2 separate regions of the Homo sapiens genome follow, and region 1 is linked to region 2. Evidence: chromatin loops called from intact Hi-C (ENCODE). Cell type or tissue: endothelial cell of umbilical vein. All regions are shown on one strand. Links, peaks and the distances in the headings refer to the core of each region. The heading gives the core; the rest is flanking DNA.

Evidence for each region. Hi-C counts contacts between places; a loop is a spot of excess contacts. Peaks named below come from ENCODE experiments on the same cell type or tissue, not always from the same donor. Only the 100,000 strongest peaks of a DNase experiment are listed, where the experiment ranks them.
Region 1: a loop joins it to region 2, with 5 times the contacts of the local background. A loop is called at or near these places in 2 of 110 quality-filtered maps.

What each region holds. Positions count from the first base shown.
Region 1 is chr16:53,094,941-53,104,098 of GRCh38, forward strand. The region is part of intron 1 of CHD9 (chromodomain helicase DNA binding protein 9); the gene reads left to right. Among named protein-coding and RNA genes, the nearest start is that of CHD9, 45 kb to the left of the region's middle. RefSeq lists enhancers at 3,930-4,059, 4,018-5,217, 4,120-4,169, 4,260-4,339, 5,290-5,389 and a silencer at 4,880-4,989. In endothelial cell of umbilical vein, for the core only: no CTCF peak of the experiment used is centred there; DNase peaks (open chromatin) are centred at 4,121, 4,901 and 5,021; H3K4me3 peaks cover 583 bases; H3K27ac peaks cover 2,770 bases.
Region 2 is chr16:53,156,412-53,165,569 of GRCh38, forward strand. CHD9 (chromodomain helicase DNA binding protein 9) reads left to right here. Exons shown (of 39, transcript NM_001308319.2): 2 at 1-1,130. Among named protein-coding and RNA genes, the nearest start is that of CHD9, 110 kb to the left of the region's middle. In endothelial cell of umbilical vein, for the core only: a CTCF peak has its summit at 3,640 (motif pointing left); a DNase peak (open chromatin) is centred at 3,650.

The DNA.
Region 1 (9,158 bases), core at 652-8,651, 61 kb before region 2:
GTTTTCCTTTTTACTGAATTTAAGTGCTTAGGGTTATTCACAATATTTGACTCATGACATTCTTTCATCTTCAGTTGGACCTTGTGCAACCTGCATCTGGTAATTTGTTATTTATCTGTTTGTGTATTTCCTTATAATACAGTCACTCCACTGCACGTTCTTCCCCTGTGTCCTCCCTTCCTATTACTTTGCCTTCCCCACCCTATTCTGAATATTGAGTTCATCATTCCTTTGCTCCTCTAAAAACTAATGCTTTTTCAAATATTTTTCTAAAAGCCATATTGTTTAGATTTGTTGTTTTTTCTTGTGTAAAGGAATATCCTGGCTAGGCGCAGTGGTTCATACCTATAATATCAGCACTTTGGGAGGGGGAGGCAGGAGGATCACTTGAAGCCAGGAGTTCAAGACCAGCCTGGGCAACACAGCAAGACCCTGTCTCTACAAAAAAATTTTTAAAATGTAGCTGGGCGTGGTGGTGTGTGCCTGTAGTCCCAGCTACTTGGGAGGCTGAGGCAGGAGGATTGCTTGAGCCCAGGAGATTGAGGCTGCAGTGAGCCATGATAGTGCCACTGCACTCCAACTTGGGCAACAGAGCAAGACCCTGTCTCTAAAAAAAAAAATTAAAATTAAAACAAAAAAGAATATCCTGCTATATGCAGCTTTCTTGGGTATACTTTTTTCTCATAATATTATGTGGCTAAAACTCACCCATAGCGTAGCATTCAGCTACGGTCCACTTGTTGTCCCTGCTCTATTGCAGTTCTCCCTAGTATGTTCCATGGGAATTTACTGAATCTCCTGTTAGTGGACATTTGGGTTGTTACCAGCTTTCCATGACTTTGAACACGCTAAGCTGATCATTTTTGTCTGTGTCTCCAGGGAAACAATGTGAATTTATCAATTTACAATCCCAGTAACAACAAACATATAAATATCCAATTGATCTGTGTTCTTTCCAACAATTTGGTATTATCAAGCTTCTTAATTTTTTCCAACTGAAAGGGTATTAAGTGACATCTCATTGTGATCTCTTCATGGTTATTGCCTTTCCAAATATGGTTTACAGTGGTCAGTTGGTGGAGCAGTGGGGGTCATCCTGCAAGGGGACTGTGAAGATTTTTTTTTTTTTTTTTTAGAGATAGGGTCTCTAAAACTCAGGCTGGATTGAGTTCAGTGGCACAATCATGGGTCACTGCAGCCTCAACTTCCTGGGCTCAAGCGATCCTCCCACCTCAGCCTCCCAAAGTGTTGAGATTACCAGCATGAGCCACTATGCCCAGCCAAGACGTAAGGATTTAATGAAGCACAGAATGCTTGCAAAGCCTTTCCCAGTTAGGACCACGTCACTGTCTTATTCAACTTTGGGTCGCCAATACCCAACACAATGCCGGGTACCTCATCATTATTAAACCAACAATATGATAATATTAGGTTGGTGCAAAAATAATTGCGATTTTTGCCATAACATTTATTGAGTGCTTGCTTATTAAGTGCCAGGTGCTATATTAACTGACACCTTTACTTTTATTATTTCATTTAATTATTCTGGAAACTCTATAAGTTAAGTTCTATACTACCCCAATTTTGTAGATGGGAAACTGAAACTAAGTGTCTCTCCCAGAATCACACAAGTAGTAAATGATAGAGCCAGGATCTGAACGCTGGCATCTGACACCTAAGTCCTTAGCTACTATATTATAGGTGCTCAATAAATTCTTGAATGAAATAACTTCACTGTGTTATTCTCTTTCATGTTGCTTATAACCAAACACTTGAAACTGGATAATTGATAAAGAAAAGAAATTTCTTCACAGTTACAGAGGCTGAGAAGTCCCAGGTCAAGGGGTCCTATCTGGTGACAGCCTTCTTGCTTGAGGGGACTCTCTGAAGAGTACTAAGGTGGTCCAAGGTGTCGCATGGTGAGGGGGCTGAGTGTGCTAACATGTTAGCTCAGGTCTTTGTTCTTCTTATAAAGCCATCAGTCCCCACCCATTATAACCCATTAATCCATGAGTGGATTAATCCACTCATGGATTAACCCATTCATTAGGGCAGAGCCCTCATGATGCAAGCACCGTTTAAAGACCACATCTCTCAATACTGCCACATTGGGGATTAAAGTTCAACATGAGTTTTAGAGGAGACAAATATTCAACCCACAGCACCTACCCATAACCAGAGATAGGGTCACATGCCATGGTACTTTTACTTTTTATCTCTTATCAAGTATATTTAAATACACTTACATTTTGATTATAAACATGGCTTAAAGAATTTAACTCAATTTATAATTGGTTATAATTTCTCAGCAATCATGCAGACTTGAGAACTCTCGCTGTGAGAGATATCTAACTCACAGATTATTCTGAAATGCCAATTCCTCCTTTATCAACAATTCCTCTAACCTCGCTCTCCCTTCCTTCCTTCCTTCCTTCCTTCCTTCCTTCCTTCCTTCCTTCCTTCCTTCTTTCTCTTTCTTTCACAGTCTTGCTCTGTCACCCAGGCTGGAGTGCCTGGGTGACGATCATAGCTCACTGCAGCCTCAAACTCCTAGGCTCAAGCAATCAGCCCCCATCAGCCTCCCAAAGCACTGGGATTACAGGCATGAGCCACCGTACCTGGTCTGTTGTGTCTATTATTGACCCACAAGGGCAGAGATATTTGTATGCTTAGTTTTGTCTGTATCTTTAGTGAATTTAGCACTTAATGTGTCCCTAGTACCTGTAACTGTGTGTGGCACAGAGAGGTAACTCAACAAATATTTATTGAATGAAGAAATAAATGCATGCTTGCAGGAATGGATGAATAAGTGAATGAATCAATGAATACTAAATTGAATAGTTAATGAAAATTGACGATATTATTTTGATTTTGTGGTTTTTAAAAATTTTGGAACCAGGCTGGGTGCGGTGGCTCACACTGTAATCCCAGCACTTTGGGAGGCCGAGATGGGTGGATGACCTTAGGTCAGGAGTTCGAGCCCAGCCTGGCCAAAATGGTGAAACCCTGTCTCTACTAAAAATACAAAAATTAGCCAGGTGTGGTGGCAGGTGCCTGTAATCCCAGCTACTCAGGAGGTTGAGGCAGGAGAATCACTTGAACCCAGGAGGTGGAGGTTGCAGTGAGCCGAGATCGTGCCATTGCACTCCAGCCTGGGGGACAAGAGCGAGACTTCGTCTCAAAAAAAAAATTGGAACCAACTGTTTTTTCAGGTTTCAGACATTTCTGTAAACCAGTAGAAAAGCTGGGAGGCAGACAGGCGTGGTGGCTTACGCCTGTAATCCCAGCACTTTGGGAGGCCGAGGCGGGTGGATCACCTGAGGTCAGGAGTTCAAGACCAGCCTGGCCAACATGGTGAAACCTCGTCTCTACTAAAAATACAAAAATAAGCTGGGCATGGTGTTGGGCATCTGTAATCCCAGCTATTTGGGAGGCTGAGGCAGGAGAATTGCTTGAACCCAGGAGGTGGAGGTTGCAGTGAGCTGATATGGCTCTGCCCCACTCCAGCCTGGGCAACAGAGTGAGACTCCGTCTCAAAAAAAAAAAAAAAAAGAAAGAAAGAAAAGCTGGGAGGCCTGAGATTTTGTGTCTATTATACCTAAGGGATGAAAGAGTCCTGACCTGGAGACCCGAAACAATGTTTGGCTGCTTTTTTCTTTGTCTCTTGTAAACCAACATCAGCAATGAGCAGGCCACCTCAAGTGTGACTCAATCAACGCGAGGCAGGAGGCATGCAAAACAAAACAGAAAACTCCTGGCAGCCTTAATATAGCGATTTTTCTAGCAATCTACATGACTATCCAGGCCCAATGCACCCCATTACATATGCAAAACATCTGACGTTTGTGTAACAAGCCCTTAACCCCTGGCTGTTATTCTTATTTCCAAACTGGGGTGCATCATTAGATAAATGCAGAAATCAAGAACCGTCGCTCCTAGTCAAGCGTCTGTGGCTCAGTTCTCAGAGCCAGGCCAAAGGAGTAATTATAGCTTTCCTCTATAGTGTACGGGGCAGGAGGCTGATTTAATAAAGGAAGCCTACTGTCTGTCTCCAGCCTGGCTCTGACTCATGGAACGAGGGAGTCCCAGAGCACTACCCACAGAGGGTGGGTGGTGAGCAGCTGAGGGTGGGAGGTGAGGGTGGCCGCTAGCAAGGCCTGGGCCCAGAGCCCTGAGAATGAGGAAACTCCCTGCTTGGCCAGGAGGAACCTGCAGCTGGAGCCAGAGGAAGTGAGGCTCAGACAGAGCAGCTGCTGTTCCAGCAACAGCAGCAACTGCCGCACCCTTGAAAGGAGGCCCCTGCCGTGTGGACCCGTAAAATAAAATGGGTTAGTAATTTTCATATTCAGAATTGATTGGGGGAAACGATCGAATTGCTTCTAATGGGGATGGCCACCTTTGTGTGCTGTACCAGGGTCTTTGGTTTCTTTTAGGGGCCTGGGTCGATGGAGTCTGGAGTGATGAGCGTTCGGTTAATTTGGTTTCTCACTTTGGCAGCTAATTAGGTCTTCACGACCACAGAGAGAGTTCTGAGCTGGGAGTGGTTTCAGCTACACCGAGGGGGACGGCCCGCTCTGGAATGGATTTGTGTTCCACCTTAGATAGGTCACCAGAGGTCATCTTATCCTTCCTTCTGCCTCCAGCTGCTTTCTCCTTCCTCCCCTGACAATCAGCCAGACAGAGGCAACCTGACCTCTTCCTCCTCCGGACTCCTCCGGGCGGGAGATTCGGCTCCACCCCTTCCCTTCCCGCTGAGTCACACACCTCCCAGTCAGGTGATCCTCCCCTGGGCCCTTCCGAGAGCACCTTGACCTATATTCCGTTCTCTCCATGACAGCAGACTCTAAGAGTCCCGGGAGAGAGCCCGCCAGGCCAGCTGGCGTGGTGCCCTGGCAGCCCCAGACTGCAGACCAGGCGCCCCGGGCAGCGGGAGGGGGTGCTCCCACCCCAGAGGCCTGGAAATGGAAAGTTAGGAGGCTGGTGGCTGTGTGCAGGGCGGGGGAGGAGGAGGTGGGGAGTTGAGTCAGCTGGGAAAGCTGACAGCCACTGGCGGCCGCGTGCTTCCTCCCCTCCCTCTCTGGGCTCCTCAGCTCCCTGCCAGGCCCTGACCAAGCAGGCTGCAGGGGATGAAGCGGTGAAGGGCAGATGCCATTGTGGCTGGGTGATACTGCAGCCCACGGGGAGAGGTGAGGAATTGTGCAAATAATGGGATAAACCTACATGACTCACCCGGAGAATGTGAGCCGAAGAAAACTTCTCCTGCCACAAGGACCGAATTCCCATTCCCAAATTATCCACAAAATGGCCCCTACTTATTTTGTCTATGGGTTCTTTGTGCAGTTGCTGCCTGTACAGTCTTTGTGTCCTCTGAATGTGAGGAGAATAGGGCTGCTATGGGAAAGGAAATTAAAAGAGAAGTGATCCTTGGGTATCACACCTGTAAAAAGCGATATTAACTGAAAATCACTGTTCCTTTTGAATTAGAAAGCACTCTGAATTTAGACTCATTCGTCTTTTTTTTTTTTTTTTTCCAAAAGACAGGGTCTTGCTCTGTTGCCCAGGCTGCTGGAGTAAAGTGGCTGATCATAGCTCAGTGAAGCCTGGGACTCCTGAGCTCAAGTGATCCTCCCGCCTCAGCCTCCCAAGTAGTTGGGACTACAGGCATGCACAACCATGCCCGACTAATTTTTTAATTTTTTTGTAGGGATGGAGTCTCACCATGTTGTCCAGGCTGGTCTTGAACTCCTGGGCTCAAGCAATCCACCCACCTTGGCCTTGGCCTTTCGAAGTGCTGGGATTACAGGCGTGAGCTGCCACCCCCAGCTTGAGTAGAATCTACCTTCACAAACACTTAGAAGCTCTATGACATTGGCAAGTCACTATAGGCCTCTGTCTCCAATCTGTAATATGGGGATTTTTAATAAAACCATCCTACTACTACATCAGATGGTGTGAACATGAAATCAGATGATGTGCATAAAACATGTTATTATATATAATTATGTGTAACTATATAATATTTTCTCTAGATGGCTATGTCACTGCCCTGTACCATCTGAAAGGGTTGTTTTACTTGTTCACTGTGCTCATGATAGAAGAGCCTGCCTCTGGGTGTGTTCACAAGTGTAAATAGAAAGCTGTAGCCTCTGGCTACATTAGGATTTACTGCATCTAACAAGCAGCCCCACATAGCTTGTTTACACATTACCGACAGATTAGGTGTACATCATCTTATTCCTTTATATCAAGAAAAGCAAGTTTATCATAAGATGGATAAAAACCTGCTGACTGGAATAAATCTTTTTTACTCCAATCTCACATTTTTTCCTTTTCTTTTTTTTTTTTTTTTTTTGAGACAGGGTCTCACTCTTTTACCCAAGCTGGAGTGCATCGGTGCAATCACAGCTCACTGCAGCCTCAAATTCCCATACTCAAGTGGTCCTCCTGCCTCAGCCTCCTGAGTAGCTGGGACCACAGGCATGTGCCACCACACTCAACTAATTTTTAAATTTTTTGTACAGATGAGATATCACTAAATTGCCCAGGCCGACAATTTTTTAATCAGGATGTAAACTTATGAAGTTACTGCCTGGTGTACAGTGGGTGCTAGATGGTAGGGTAGGTGCAAGTTAGATAAATGGAAGGAAAGAAGAAAGGAAGAAGGAAAGAAATTAGGCAACTATAGGAGCAAAGCTGGATTTACCAGGAAACCTCAGGGCTCTTCATTTGCAGGTGTCCCTTACAAGGCCTTGTACCTAATTTTTAATTCATAATAATGTATTCCTTTTCTAAGGAGAGTACCCTAGTATTGTATACACTTTAGGCCACACCATACTTGGATTTGAGCCTTTACAAGAGGTCTGTGAGAGACCCAACCCTTGTTCTTGTTTAAGATTTTTAAGCACAAGTGAAAATCAAGTGGTGTCAGGGAGTTGGGCATTTCCATGTCGTCTCCATCATGAACTCCACATCTGAAATTTGTAGAGAGATCATATGTAGGCCAGGTAAGGACAACAGTGTAAGGAATGGGTCGTAGGAAAAAAGTGGAGGTCAGGAATGTGTAGAATTGTTGGGCCGCTTCCAGTTGATTTCTGTAATCTACTCTCATACTTCAGGGCTATTAAGTTTCCAGAAGGTGTGAATCTGGGTGATGCTGGTTGCATTGTACTGGGCAATGGAGAAACAGTGGCTTGCAATCTGGAACTCTCTGCCTAGTCCTGGCTGGTCTTCACTAGGACTCACTCACTAACTAGTTGTTTGGCCTTGGTAGGAGTCACTTCACCTCTTTGGCCCTATGTTTCTCTACATTTAGGATGTTTGATAGGTGATTTCAGAGCCCCTTGTTTTAGCTTCATGAGAGTAGGGTTCAAAACTGCCTTCTTCACAACTGTATTCCCTGTGTTGAGTACAGTGTCTAATAATAATTATTATTATTATATTAATAGTAAGATTTTTTCATAGTGCTTACAGATGAGGAAACTAAAGTGCAGAGCTGTTAAATAAATGTCCTAGGTCATCCAGCTAGTAAGTGGCAGAACCTGATTCAACCCAAACAGTCTCACTCCAGAGTCTCTCTTCTGAACTGTGACACTCTATACCCACAATAAATATTTTTTTAATAGATTTAGGCCATGCATGGTGGCTCACACCTGTAATCTCAGCACTTTCAGAGGCCAGAGGTGGGAGAATCACTTGAGGCCAGTCTTCAAGACCAGCCTGGGTAACATAGCAAGACTCCATCTCTGCAAAAAAATAAAAAATTAGCCAGGCATGGTGGTGCATGCCTGTAGTCGTAGCTACTCAGGAGGCTGAGGCAGACGGATTGCTTGAGCCCAGGAGTTCAAGGCCACAGTAAGCTGTGATGGTGCCACTGAACTCCAGCCTGGGTGACAGAGTGAGACCCTGTCTCTTTCTTTTTTTGGGGGGACAGAGTCTTGCTCTGTCACTCAGGCTGGAGTGCATTGGCGCAGTCTCGGCTCACTGCAAACTCCGCCTCCCGGGTTCACGCCATTCTCCTGCCTCAGCCTCCTGAGTAGCTGGGACTACAGGCACCCGCCACCACCCCTGGCTAATTTTTTGTATTTTTAGTGGAGAAAGGGTTTCACCATGTTAGCCAGGATGGTCTCGATCTCCTGACCTCGTGATCCGCCCGCCTTGGCCTCCCAAAGTGCTGGGATTATAGGCATGAGCCACCCCACCTGGCCCTGACCCTGTCTCTTTAAAAAAAAAAAAAAAGGTAGATTTTATTTGTTTTTTTTTTCTTTTTCTTTAAAAAAGAGATGGGGTTTCATCATGTTGCCCAGGCTGGTCTCCAACTCCTGAGCTCAAGTGATCCTCCTGCCTCAGCCTCCCAAAGTGCTGGGATTACAGGTGTGAGCCACCATGCCCAGCTTAGCTTTTATTTTTAGAACACTTTTAGATTTGCAGAAGAATTGAGTAGATAGCACAGAGAGTTTGATGAATGAGCAAATCAGTGAATGGAGTATCCCTTGATGGAGACGCTGATTCTTTACCCAAGGCAGGTTAAAAGGGAACTCATCTTTGTGTGAGTTCTCTATGTGCCCAGCACTTTATATATGCTATTTACTTTATTCTTACAGCCAGCTTGTTAAATAGGGAGCGTTAACCTCATTTTGCAGTGAGCAAACTGAGGTTCTGAATGGCTAGAAGAATTGCCCTAAGTCCTCTAGCAGATGAGGGGGTAGAGCTAGAAAGTTCTTATCTATCTCATCCTAAAGATCACATTTGCTTTTTCCTCTGATTGAAAACTTCAAAGTTATCCTCAACAGGTATTTTGTTTTGTACATACCTAACATTGGTCTCTAGTGCCTTATAGTTTTTAAAATGCTTTTGTACCCCTCTTTACCTTTTGGTCATCACAACAGCACAGGAAGGTGAGTAAGGCAGCTTTTATGATTGCATTTCATAGAGGCAGCTACTCGGGCTTAAAACATTAAGCTTGTATATGAAAAGGGCTGAGGTACCTTCAGGACTGGAACACAAATATGTTGATTTCCTACTCCATGGCCTTCCCTTCTCGCCAAAGCATTCCTCTGTTATAAACGACTTCATTGCACAGGATTCTTGCTGGGCCTGCACAGGAAATACCTGGTTTGCTCTGGTCGTGGAGCTGCTCCTCTTCCCTGGAGTTGGCCAGG
Region 2 (9,158 bases), core at 488-8,487:
AAAACCAACCCAATGGTTTGTTTCCAGATGTATCAGATGGCAGTCCAATGTGGGGCCATCAGACAGCTACTACCATTTCAAATCAAAATGGATCTCCTTTTCACCAACAAGGACATTCACACTCTATGCATCAAAATAAAAGCTTTGTGGCACACCATGACTTTGCCTTATTTCAGGCCAATGAACAACAAACACAGTGTACTTCACTACGCTCACAACAAAACAGAAATAATCTCAACCCAGGGCAGAATTCTCTTAGCCAGTCTAAAAATTTTATGAATGTTTCTGGTCCACATAGAGTCAATGTTAACCACCCACCACAGATGACTAATGCATCTAATTCACAACAGTCTATTTCAATGCAGCAATTTTCTCAAACGTCAAATCCTTCAGCACACTTCCACAAGTGTAGCAGTCATCAAGAAGGAAATTTTAATGGACCTTCCCCAAATATGACTTCTTGTTCTGTCAGTAATTCACAGCAATTTTCTTCACATTATTCCTTTTCCAGTAATCATATATCACCAAACAGTCTACTTCAGTCCTCTGCAGTTCTTGCATCTAATCATACAAATCAGACTTTATCTGATTTTACTGGAAGTAATTCCTTTTCACCTCATAGAGGAATCAAGCAAGAATCTACTCAGCATATCCTAAACCCCAATACATCATTGAATTCAAATAATTTCCAAATATTGCATTCATCACATCCTCAGGGTAATTATAGCAATTCAAAATTATCTCCTGTGCACATGAACTTCCCAGATCCTGTTGACTCAGGAACTCAAATGGGCCATTTCAATGATCATGTAGAAACTAATGGCTTTTCATCTTTAGAAGAGAATTTACTTCATCAAGTGGAATCTCAAACTGAGCCATTCACAGGACTTGACCCCGAGGACCTCCTTCAGGAGGGTCTTCTTCCTCACTTTGATGAGTCAACATTCGGACAAGATAATTCAAGTCACATTTTAGATCATGACCTTGATCGGCAGTTTACTTCGCATCTGGTAACACGGCCTTCTGATATGGCTCAGACTCAGTTGCAAAGTCAGGCTCGGAGTTGGCATTCATCATTTTCTAATCATCAGCATTTACATGACAGAAATCACCTATGTTTACAGCGACAGGTATGTAGCTCTTTGCTTTTATTTTGGAGATTTGGGGGTAGGGCGGACTGTTAGTCATTGGGTTAATTTTATATGAAACATAGTCAAGATTTCTCAAACTTGGTAATTCCATTAAGTGAACATACATATTTTGATATAGGTTTATATTGTTTTACAAGTCTTGTATTGAAAGTGATTCACTGATATGCTCAAAGCAATAGATTAGCTTCTATATTTAGAAAATTATAAGGTGTTAAGACTTCTTTTGTGATGTTTATGAATACCTTTGAGAGAAAGTTATTTTATCAAAAACAACTTAATAATCATAATTAAAAGGGAAAAACCAGACTGGGAAAATTTTATTGCAAATACAATTAACATTGAGTTAATATTCCTATAAAAAGCTTTATAAATTAGCAAACTTTTAAGACCTCAGTTGATAACTAGATAAAACATATAAGCTGAAATTCACAAAAAGGAAATTAAATTAGTAAACAAAACCAGAATAATATGCAGCTTTAATAATAAAAAATAAATTTAGAATGGTTTTATTTTTACCTATTAGAAAAACATGTTAAATGTTAATGCTTAATGCTGACAAATTTATGGTGAAATTGGTACCTACATGGCTTTGTTAATTAATGCAAATATTTTGAAAAGCAATTTGGTACTAGATTAAAGAATATAAAAATTCTCCATTTTAATAACCCAGACATAGCAGAAGTATATACCCAAAGATATTTGTCTTAATATACTTACAAGGGACAGCTGAAAAAAGCATAGCTCATTATTGTAATCACGATAGACCATAGGCACTAAAAAGATTTTGAACACTAACATTGAGAATATGTTAATGATGGAGAAAAGAGCGTAATTCAAAATTAAGATCACAGTGAAGTAAGGTTAAGAGTGTGGCCTTTGATACCAGACTACCTGGTTTAGAATTGTGGGTCCTGTTACTTAGTAGTTGGGTGACTTTGACTTAGATAATTTCCGTGCGTCTCTTTTTCCTCATCTTTAAAATGTGAAATAATAAAGGATTAATAGATTTATAACATGTAAACATGCTTAGACTATGCCTAGCATATAGTTAGAAATTAATACTTTTTTTTGTTTTTTTTTAATTTTTCTTTTGAGACAGGGTCTCACTCTGTCACCCAGTTTGAAGTGCAGTGGCACCATCAGGGCTCACTGCAGCCTCAACCTCCCTGGGCTCAGGTGATCCTCCTGCCTCAGCCTCCTGGGTAGCTGGGACTATAGGCATGTGCCACCATGCCTGGCTTTTTTTGTATTTTTTGTAAAGATGTGATCTTGCCATGTTGCCTGGGCTAATCTTGAGCTCCTGTACTCAACCAGTCCACTCTCCTCGGCCTCCCAAAGTGCTGGGATTATAGACGTGAGACACTCTGCCCAGTCTTAAGTGTTTTTATTAATTATACTTTTTTTCATAGTAGTATGAAAATATGTATATGGGCCAGTTATGTTAGCTTATGCCTGTAATCCCAGCACTTTGGGAGATTGAGGTGAGAGGATTGCTTGAGACCAGGAATTCCAGACCAGCCTGGACCATGTAACGATACTCTGTCTCTACAATAAATACATTTTTAAAAAATTAGCCAGGTATGATGGTGCACTCCTGTAGTCCCAGCTACTCAAGAGGCTGAGGTGAGCAGATAGCTCAAACCCAGGAGTTCCAGGCTGAGGTAAGCCATGATCACACCACTGCCAGTCTAGGCATTAGAATCAGACCCTCTGAGAAAAAAAGAAAATTTGTATATGAAAAAAATACCAGAAGAAAATAGGTTTAAGTAGTGCAGTTTTTCCCTTACTTTCTACAATTTTGTCGTGAACATATTACTTTTATAATAAAAAATTAATGTAATATTTTATGTTTTTAAAAATTCTCTTGTTAAATTAAGGATTCATAAAATGCTTCAATACCTTGGTTACCTGTGAGATTCTGTGGACAATGAAATATACCAAAGTTCTTGAAATTAAATATTTAGGGATCCATTTTTCATTTTAAAGCCTTGAAGTATTTGAAAAAGAAAAAATCTTTGTCTTTCCCATTGGATTGACTATAGTTCTATTTCTTTTTTCCTTTTTTGAGAAGGAGTCTCACTCTGTCTCCCAGGCTAGAGTGCACTGACACAATTTCCACTCACTGCAACCTCTGCCTCCCAGGTTCAAGTGATTCTCCTCCCTCAGCCTCCTGAGTAGCTGGGATTATAGGTGTGTGCCACTATGCCCAGCTAATTTTTGTATTTTCAGTAGAGACGGGGTTTCAGCATGTTGGCCAGGCTGATCTCTGGTCTTGAACTCCTGACCTCAGGTGATCCACCGGCCTTGACCTCCCAAAGTACTGGCATTACAGGCGTGAGCCACCATGCCCGGCCACTTTAGTTCTATTTCAGAACGATATTTCAGCATATTTTTTGAAATGTCTAGGGAGATGTAGAAACATTTAAAAGACACTTATAAACCCTCCATGTCCCCCTCTTTTTATGACATGAGTTGAGTATTGTGATTTTGCTCCCCCTACTGGAGGAAGATCAAGCATCTCAGAAGGACCCTGGGAAAACTCTCCACTGATTGAACTTAGGTGCATCTATCTACTTTGTATGTAGGTTTCTGACTAGTTTGACCAATCATTTTTGTCCAGTGTATACTTGAAATTATGAGAGCTTATTGATTTATTTTTAAACATTTTATTCTCCTAAGACTTTATCATTTTGATTCATGTCTTTTTGTTGCTTTTGTTTTGTTTTTTAATTAATGCATTTCTAAACATGTTTCCCGGGCTTTAAAAAGTAGTAAGGACTCCTTTTTATAGATTTGGAATGAATGGAGGATAATTATAAATAACTAAAGCAGTCTCTAATGCTAGCATGTAGATAGAGAGCACTCCATCTGAGAGAAGTTATTTTCAGACCTACCTTAAATCATCTTATTCTACACTGATAAATACGGTTTTAAGTCACTCACTTTTTTGTTTCAGTTTTTTTTTTCTTGTTTTGTTAACTTGTTCTTTTTTCACATGTCCAAAAACTGATAAAGGGCAGTTTGTTTGGAATTCTTTTTTGACTTACTGAAAGTCTATTCTCGGCCAGGCGCAGTGGCTCACGCCTGTAATCCCAGAACTTTGGGAGGCCGCGGTGGGTGGATCACCTGAGGTCAGGAGTTCAAGACCCGCCTGGCCAACATGGTGAAACCCCGTCTCTACTAAAAATACAAAAATTAGCTGGGCGTGGTGGCCCATGCCTGTAATCCCAGCTACTTGGGAAGCTGAGGCAGGAGAATCGCTTGAACCCGGGAGGCTGAGGTTGTGATGAGCCAAGATCACACCATTGCATTCCAGCCTGGGCAACAGAGCAAGACTCTGTCTCAAAACAAAAAAAGAAAAGAAAGTCTGTTCTCGACCAGGTGCCATGGTTTATGCCTGTAATCCCAACACTTTGAGAGGTTGAGACAAGAGGATGAGTTGAGCCTGAGAGTTTGAGGCTGCAGTGAGCTGTGATTGTGTTGCTCCACTTACCAGCCTGGGTAATAGTGAGACCCTGTCTCAAAAAAAGGAAAAGAAAAAAGAAAAAAACACTCTGTTCTCAAGTTTCCTATTACTTCTTAGTTTAAACAGTGATATTTGGGATTCGTTGATTGTGAGAGTGAAAAAGAGAGATGGATTGGTAGAGAGGATTATTATGATTATTGTATGTTGCATATCAGTTTTATATGTACTGAATTATAGGTCACACATCTTAAATATATGAAATGCAAATGATTTAATATGTGGAATTCATGACAAATTTTGACAGAGCATAGACTTTTTTACCTATATAATTTTTGCATGTTCTGTATAGTTATGGTACTACATAGCTGAAATGTTATATTAATAAGGAGTTCTTATATTATTATGATGCTTCCACAGGTTCTATGGAAAGAAATTTTTTTCTGGGTTCTTTGTTGGGCTTCTTTAACTCTCTTAATTGTAGTAATTTCATTTTAGACTAAATTAACATCACTACATGTGTATAAAAGTTAACAGATTTAAACATAATGAAGTGGCATAATTTTTTAGTTTATGAAAAATAATTTTGAGGTATGTTTTGTTAGAGCCAAAACAAGACATTCTTTAACCTACTGTTTAAAAAACCATGGATGACAATCTATTTAGAATTCTAGAACGCTTTAGTGAGAATGTTGAATATTTAAAGAATATTTCTAAGCCTTGCTTTTTTCTTTCTTTTTTGTTTTTGAGATGGTCTCACTCTGTCACCCTGGTTGGAGTGCAGTGGTAGATCTCAGCTTACTGCAACCTCTGCCTCCTGGGCTTAAGCGATCCTCCCGCCTCAGCTTCCCAAGCAGCTTGGCACCACAGGCATGCACCACCATGCCCCACTAATTTTTGTATTTTTTTGTAGAGATGGGGTTTTGCCATGTTGGCCAGCCTGGTCTCGAACTCCTGAGCTCAAGTGATCCACCTCAGCCTCCCAAAATGCTGGGATTACAGGTGTGAGCCACTGTGCCTGACCCAGCCTTGCTTTTTTAAATTTCCCAACTATAGTGGGGTGATTGTAGATATCACTTCAAATATCTCAGCGTACGCTAAACTATGTGTCAATTGTTAACAACAGTGAATATTGCTGATTTGACTCTAGAATTTTACTGCTTAGAAAAGAGAGAGGAGCCAGGACACAGTGGGAAGAGAGGCCAGAGGGAGATGAAGAATAGTAGGGTTGTTGGGAGGAGGAAGAAAAAAGAAAAAAAGTGAGAAGCTATAGCAAGTGTTTCCAAATGTAAGTATGTACAAGACTAACATAGGGAAAATACTAGCTTATTTATCATCTCTAATTTTTGGAGCAAAGGAATTTTGAGAGAATAATACTCTGAACTTTTTATTGCTCTCATAACAAATATTTTCTGCTGTCTTTATAGCAGAATCTTTAGTTTTTGTCTTATTCGTGAAGTGGAAATAACATGTGGAGCACTGTGTGATCTCTCAATGTTTGTAAATTAAGTTTAGTGTAAAAATTCTGTGTAAGTGAAACATGTTATGAGGGATGGCAGAACTGGCATTCGAAACAGGAAATAGAATTTTAAGATATACTCATACATAATGTTTTATTGCCTTTTGTATTTTGATAGATTTTGTAGTTTATTACCTTGAATTATTATTTCTTTTCCTGAAGATAGAGAAATTTACATTACTTATAAACTTAAAAAAAACTTGTAAAAGAAAGATAGGTTTGAGCAGCACATATAAGCCTTTTTTTTTTTTTTTTGGTGGGGGACAGGGTCTTTGTCACTCAGACTGGAGTGCAGTGGGGCGTGATCATGGCTCATTGCAGCCTCCATCTCCTGGACTCAAGCAGTTCTCCTGCCTGAGCCTCCCCTGTAGTGAGCCACCAAGCCTGGCTAACTTTTTTTATTTTTTGTGGAGACAAGGTCTCACTTTGTTGCCCAGGCTGGACTCAAACTTCTGGCCTCCAGCAATCCTCCCACCTCAGCCTACCAAGGTGCCTGACAAATTTAATAAATGGTTGTTATAAAAAAATGGGTATCAAAAATAATGTGAAGAATAAGTCGTTTGTAATATTATTACCAAAAGATAATCACTGTTGCTGTTGTGTTATGTAAGATTCCAGTGAGATCTCTTGTTTGTCCTTTTGCCATTTCCCATATACATATTTTTAATTTTTTATTTTTTGTTGAGACGGAGTTTCACTTTTGTTGCCCAGGCTAAAGTTCAATGATGTGATCTTGGCTCACCACAACCTCCACATCCCAGTTTCAAGCAATTCTCCTGCCTCAGCCTCCCAAATAGCTGGGATTACAGGAATGCGCCACCACGCCCGGCTAATTTTGTATTTTTAGTAGAGACAAGGTTTCTCCATGTTCGTCAGGCTGGTCTTGAACTACCGACCTCAGGTGATCTGCCTGCCTCGGCCTCCCAAAGTGCTGGGATTACAGGCGTGAGCCACTGTGCCTGGCCAATATTTTTGAATTTTAAAGAAACAAAATTGAGATCATATAGTTCACACTTTCTGGCAAATTGCTTTTTAACCTTCCAATGAATATGATGCATACATTTTCCATGGCATTAAGTATTTTTCTAAAAATGATTTTGAGTGGCTGAATAATTTGTAATGGTTTAGCAACCATTGTAATGTTGCTAAAGTTCCATATAAAAGTAAGGTTATTACTGAGATCTGGAAAAATCTGAATCAAGGTGATTAAAATATCTTCATATTTTTATCGCATATATTACTGTAATAATTGAATTTAAAGTAGAAGCATAGTAATAAAAAATTAGAATAGGTAAGACATATAGCATTTACATTGTGCCAAGCACTGTTCTGAATACTTAACATATGTTATCACATTGATCCATCACAACCATCCTTTTATTTGGATATGATTTTTTTCCTTCAATCTGCATGGTTGGAAACTGAGATACAGAGAAGTTAAGTAATAAACCCCAAGTCACACAGCCAGTAAATGGCCATACTGGATTCAAACCCTATTTGACTCCATTATTTCTGGTCTTAACAACTTTCACTTTACTTAAAAGCATATTAATACATTGTAATATTTAACAATAATGTACTAAATGATTTCTTCCCTCTTCTGCCATTGAAAAATTAAAAACTGGCTTTAGAATCTTTAAGTGGCAAAGACCATGCCTCTCATGTTTTCTGGCTATATTCACAATCGTTTATCTATTAGCAGAGGAAGAACCAATGCCAAAAGAAAACAAACAAAAAAGCTCAACTAGGCCAGGCATGGTGGCTCACATCTGTAATCCCAGCACTTTGGGAGATGGAGGCAAGAGGATCACTTGAAGTCAGGAATTCAAGACCAGCCTGAGAAACCATAGTGAGATCCTGACTGTACAAATATATATTTTTTTAATTAGCTGGGAGTGATGGTGTGCACCTGTAGTCCTAGCTACTTAGGAGGCTGAGGCAGGAGGATCACCTGAGCCCAGGAGGTTGAGGCTGCCGTGAGCCAGGATTGTGCCACTGCACTCCAGCCTGGGTGATAGAGCAAGGCCCTGTCTCAAAAAACAAAAAACAACCATAACAACAAAAAACTAAGAAGTGTTCTGTTTTTTGTTTTTTTTTTGGAGGGGGGGGTTTGTTGTTGTTGTTTTTGAGACAGAGTCTTGCTCTGTCACCCAGCCTGGAATGTAGTGGTGCAATCTCAGCTCATTGCAACCTCCACCTCCTGGGTTCGAGTGATTCTTGTGCCTCAGCCTCCCAGGTAGCTGGGATTACAGTCATGCACCACCATACCTGGCTACTTTTTTGTATTTTTAGTAGAGACGGGGTTTCTCCATGTTGCCCAGGTTGGTCTCGAACTTCTGACCTCAAGTGATCTGCCCTTCTTGGCCTCCCAAAATGCTGGGATTATAGGCATGAGCCACCACTCCCAGCCATGTTCTGACATTTTTTATAAGATTATGTGTAAGATGATAGCAACAGATGCCCTAAAGGTAAATCCAATAATTATCTTCAAATATTTTGAAGGACTTTAGAGGTCATTATTAGGCCGTGTAAGTAGAAGTCACAGAAAAGCAGACTGTCATTTAATTTAAGGAAGAAGTTTGAAATAAAGCTTTTCACTGAAAGCAGGGAGATGGAATAGCTTAGATATGTCACAGAAAGAATTTCTGTAGCAGGTGGAAAATGGACTAAATTGGAGGGTTATTTCAACTCTTAAGATTCTATGGTTGTAATTTTAGGTTTTATTATAGGATATAACATTCATATTGCCTATTTAGCTCCTGAGTGGCAATTACAAAAGGTGAAGAAAGGTAAACACATGACAAGTCCTCCACTATCCAATTATGTCAGGAAATTATTTGTTATAGATGAATAAATTTTCCAGATAGATGGAATATATTTTAGCAAGACTCAAAAACTTTAATTACATGGATCTTTTCATTTCCCCCACCCCAGAAGGTAATGGTGGTGGTGGTAGAATGCTCTGTTAGAACAAGATGAAAATAATTTTAAAGGGAGGTCTCATATGTTTACATTTTTGACAGTT